2 separate regions of the Mus musculus genome follow, and region 2 is linked to region 1. Evidence: chromatin loops called from intact Hi-C (ENCODE). Cell type or tissue: left cerebral cortex. All regions are shown on one strand.

Evidence for each region. Hi-C counts contacts between places; a loop is a spot of excess contacts. Peaks named below come from ENCODE experiments on the same cell type or tissue, not always from the same donor. Only the 100,000 strongest peaks of a DNase experiment are listed, where the experiment ranks them.
Region 2: it touches region 1 in a loop (4-fold over the local background); 10 of 42 quality-filtered maps call a loop at or near these places.

What each region holds. Positions count from the first base shown.
Region 1 is chr15:78,421,835-78,424,334 of GRCm38, forward strand. It overlaps Gm36644 (a long non-coding RNA gene), which reads right to left. Exons shown (of 2, transcript XR_001781711.2): 1 at 2,138-2,500. It overlaps Gm41355 (a long non-coding RNA gene), which reads left to right and starts at 434. Exons shown (of 3, transcript XR_875463.3): 1 at 434-610; 2 at 804-892. In left cerebral cortex, a CTCF peak has its summit at 941 (motif pointing left); a DNase peak (open chromatin) is centred at 939.
Region 2 is chr15:78,177,588-78,180,087 of GRCm38, forward strand. No RefSeq gene overlaps it. Among named protein-coding and RNA genes, the nearest start is that of Ift27, 4.8 kb to the left of the region's middle. In left cerebral cortex, a CTCF peak has its summit at 982 (motif pointing right); a DNase peak (open chromatin) is centred at 989.

The DNA.
Region 1 (2,500 bases):
GAGACGCTGGGGGGACGGGGGCTGCAGACTGTCTATAGGTGTTCCTGGAGCTAGCTAAGATGATGAAGGGATGGATTCTCCAAGGGAGCTTTGTAAATAAGGGCTCTGCTTCAGGTGAGACTCAATGGTTCTCACCTTTCCTAATGCTGTGACCCTTTAATACAGTTCCTTATGTTGTGGTGACCTCCCAACCTTTACATTATTTTTTCAGCTGCTCCATACTGTAACTTTGTTACTATATGAATCGTAATGTAAATATCTGTGTTTTCCAACGGTCTTGGGTGACCTATGAGAAAGGGTTGCTTGACAACCCCTTGAGGGGTTCAGGATAAGAACCACTGCTCTACAGTGTAGATCTTTGAGCAGCATCCAAGGACCAATCAGAGGACGTGCTTCCCTGGAAGGGCACTGCAGTGAGCCACTCCCAGTAGTGAGGGCTCCAAAGAATGCCCCTCAAGTCCCACCCCACTACCCACCAGAAAACAAAACTAGCCAGCTTGAGTCACATGTTCTGGTCACAAGAAAGTCCCACCAGAAGAAGCTTTGCCCTTCTGTTCTGCTTGAATCTTTAGCTGACAGCAGGAGCTGACTCTGTAGAAAGAGGTCACAGGTGAGTCCTGGGCCAGGACAGAGCAGGACCTTCCCTCTGGATCCTCCCTTGACAGCCGCCAGCCACAGCTACCAGCTGGACTGGGATTAAAGTGATCACTCACATCTGCCTGGGGGCGGGGGGTGGGGGTGGCCAGAGCTGGGATTCAGAGGGATGCGTGTTGTGACGGTGAGAAGAGACAAACAATTCGCAGGTCAGAGACTCGGTCCACGAGCCCTGCTTCTGAAAACCCAACCACCTAGAGCACAGCGAAACTGCAAACTGGAACAGGTGGGCTGGTTGGTAAGTGTGGTTTCCTTCTCCTCAAGACAGAGGAGCCTAATGCGCGCCCCCTGCTGGCTGAAGGGAGCAGCTTCCAGGCCCAGGCCGTCCCATTGGCGCCCCGTTACTTCTGCATCACCAAGTATGTCTCTGAGAAATGTGAGCAGACAGACCTTTGTTCTTTCCTTCCTTCCTTCCTTCCTTCCTTCCTTCCTTCCTTCCTTCCTTCCTTCCTTCCTTCCTTCCTTTCTTCCTTCCTTCCTTCCATCCTTTTTCCTTCCTTCCTTCCTTCCTTCCTTCTTCCTTCTTCCTTCCTTCCTTCCATCCTTCTTCCTTCCTTCCATCCTTCTTCCTTCCTCCATCCTTCTTCCTTCCTTCCATCCTTCTTCCTTCCTTCCATCCTTCTTCCTTCCTTCTTCCTTCCTTCCTTCCATCCTTCTTCCTTCCTTCCATCCTCTTCCTTCCTTCCTTCCATCCTTCTTCCTTCCATCCTTCTTCCTTCCTTTCTTCCTTCATTCCTTCTTCCTTCCTTCCTTCCATCCTTCTTCCTCCCTCCCTTCCTTCCTTCCTTCTTTCCTTCCTTCCTTCCTTCCATCCTTCTTCCACCCCCCCTCCCTCCCTTCCTTCCTTCCTTCCATCCTTCTTCCTTCCTTCCTTCCTTCTTTCCTTCCTTCCTCTTCTGCCTCCTTTCTTTCCATTTTTCCTGGCTGACCTGGAACTAGCTATATACACACCAGGCTGGCCTCAAACTCACAGAGATCCCCTTGCCTCTGCCTCCTGAGTACTGGGATTAAATGCATATGGCACCAAGTCTGGCCTCAGACTGCCCTTTCACAACACAAGTGGAGTTGTACAGGCTTCCCATGGAGTGAGAGACAGTTATGGACCCTTCCTGTGAGCTCAAGGGGAGGGTGGAGGACTCACCTAATTAACCTACCTACCTATCACTTACCTATCTATCTACCTACTCACCTACCTATCAGATATCTATTTATCTACCTATTTTTGAGACAGGGTCTCAGCAACCCAGGCTGACCTCAAACTTCCTATATAATCAGAACAACCTTTAACGCATGATCTTCCTGCTCTCACCTCCCAAGTTTTAGGATTAAAGGTGTACAGCCCCACCCTGATGTAGGCTTAGATTTTTTCAAAACCTACTTTTAATAAGGGTTCTCAAATGCTTCAACCCTTCCCCCCCCCCTTTCTAGCCCACCATCCAAAGGTCGGGGAGAAAAGATGGTAAACAGGACAAGGGACACAGACCTGTTTAGAAGTAGTTTGGGGGCGGGGGGAGTCCAATCTCCACTTGTCAGCAGTCCAGTTCAGTAGTGTCAGGGTAGCAAACCTGCGAGATCCAGCAGAAACCGCCAGGCCACGCAAGCTTCCTGTCACTGTCCATTGAGTCTCTCTTAAACTCTCTCCAAATATCACATGTCCATCACCTGTCCTCCCACAGGTCTCTCCTCAGCAAACCCTGTGAGTCTGCATCACATGACACAACCAGAAACTTTCACTTCACCTGGGCTTTCTCCAAAACCAAATCCTGAGACGGGATTGGTGAAAATCTGCTAAAATTCTAGAACATTCCAGGTTACAAAAAAAAAAAAGAAAAAAGAAATTGGTGAC
Region 2 (2,500 bases), 240 kb before region 1:
CATTTACCCACACAGGGTAGTAGTAGCAAAATGGTTGGGTACAAAAGAGACGGTTAGGGGAGGCGTGCCTCGTATAGTTTAGACTGGGCCTCAGGAAGAATGAGTTCTGGGTACTAAGACTCAGTCACTGGTGCATGCAGGTCCGAGCCAGTGCTGAGCAGAGAAGGCAGGGACTTTGCAGCTCTTGTGAATGGGGACCGGTAAAGCAGAGCTTGGCATCAGCTTCACACAGCCCCACAAGGAGACCCTGTGCCAGGCTGAGCCAGGTTTCTTCTGGGCACAGCTGATACTTTAATATGGGCAGGGGGAAGGGGAGCCACTATGAGCTTGTATCTCTGACCCACTAGCTACCCAAATCATCACACCTCTGTAGACAACAATGAAATGTCTCCAGTCATTGCCAAATGTCCCCTTGGGGTCAAACTCTTTCATGGATGGAAACTGCTCACTTAGAAAAGGCTACTGATTTGAAATGGAAATCTTGAGGTCTTTGGACCACACTGCTTAGGTCTGAATCTCTCTCTCTCTCTCTCTCTCTCTCTCTCTCTCTCTCTCTCTCTCTGTTCCCCACCCCCACCCCCATGTCCCTTGGTTCCTAGTAGCTCAGTTGTTGGCCTCCCTGTTCCCATGACAGAACATAGATGTGTAGCAGAAGAACTCATAAACACCGGCTCTGATGCACAGCCTGGGATGTGATGGGTCCCCAGGGGGCTGCCTGAGGCTGCAGCCATGCTCTGCTTTACAATTGGCTTTAAGGCAAAACACCACATCTGGTGCGACGCTTCCTGTGGCAATGACCTTTGAGGTCTATGTGCCTGGCACCCGTGCGGGCCCACTTGATTGTGTCTCTGCTGATGCAGTGCTTGGCAGTGGACATCTCAACAAAGAGCAGTAGCTGTGGGACTGACTCACCTCCCCTGTGTTCTGAATGCAAAGTGAGAGAGCCCATAGCTGTGCGTCCTGCCTGCTGGGCAGGCTGCCGTATGCTGATTTGGTCAGCAGGGGGCAGCAGTCGCCGGGGGAAAACGCCAGCCACAGGCAGGTGCTGAGGGCTCTTGGCTTTTCCTGGTCTTTGGGGCTTCTTTTACTTAAAGTAGAGCATATCAGCTCTCCAGTCACACGAGGCTTTTTTTTTTTTTTTTTTTTTTTTTTTTTTTTTAAACAGCCCTTTGACAGCTCATCTGTGAAAGCTCAGACACGCTCTTGCATGTTTTATGCTCAGTGTGTCTTGTCCTTTCCTGCACGTATGAGGGTCTCGGAGACTGGTGGTGGGCAGATAACTCAATTGGCTCTCCCTGGATGTACACCCTGGATCCTGATCTTTCCTATGCCATGCGCATAAAATTTGTGTTGTTATGTTCGGAGGGCTCAAGTAGTCAGAGGCCAGACTCCACTACAACAAAGTTAACTCTTCAGAAGCGTGTTTCTTTCTTCTTCCTTTTGCGATCCCCTCACACTCCATAATGCCCTGAGTGTGGAGGACACACCCCTGCCTAGACTGGCTGTTGCCTGTTCCCTGAAATTACTTGGGCCCTATCTTAGCTTGTCCCTTGGCTTTCTAAAAACAGCACAAGCCTTTTTCTCTGGCTTTCCTAAAATCTACTGTTGACTTCTGCTGTCTCATTTCCACTCAGCAGCCAGTGTCATCCTTAAACATTTTAGGGCCAAGTGAGATAGCCATGGGAGACCATGGGGAGGGGAGAGGGGCGCGTGCAGGGTGGGTGGGGTGGGGGTGGGTTGGTAAAGGCTTGCTGCCAAGCCTGGTGAGGTTGAGTTTGATCTCTGGGACCTGTACGCTGTCCTCTGACCTCTCTACACAAGCCTTGTGGCACATGTCTCGGTGCTTTGTGCTCTGTCTGAGACGGTTAGCTTCCTGGGACCAGCAGACTGGATCCTGCCTGTGCTGCCTCAGGGCTTTTGTGCAGTCTACCCCAAAGCTGGCACAGTCACTGATGTTTCTCTAATGTGTAACAGTCCTCTCGGCTCTGTCCCCATCCTTCTTTCCCAAGTGTCCCCCTGTTGAACACAATCTTTCTGTGATCGTCACACAGGAGGAGCCACTTCTTGGCTGGGCAGGGGAACACACACACACAAGTCTCTTGCTCTCTCCAATAGCTACTATGAAGGTGCAGCCTGACAGCTCCTACCACCTACGATATGCATTGCAAACTATAAAGTTCTGGGCAAAAACCTGAGCTTTCCCTGCCACCAAGATAGACTCCATTCTGAGGCCAGTTCCCCAGCACCTCCTCCAGGTAACTTTGAGTGTTATCACCAACACCACAAAGGAGCCTTTGTGGCCAGCACACAGCAGCTTGAAAAGACGCCTTCTGGTGGCCCACAGGACAGGGCTGAGGGCCCTTCAAGGATGAATGGGACTGGCCAAACATATTTACTGGGGTTGGGTGAGGTAGGGTGTGGCTGGAGCCTCCAGAACATTCCAGAGCCCTTGCACCTCTGAGCTCTTCTGTGAGTTCCCACAACAGCATCTGTCACGTTC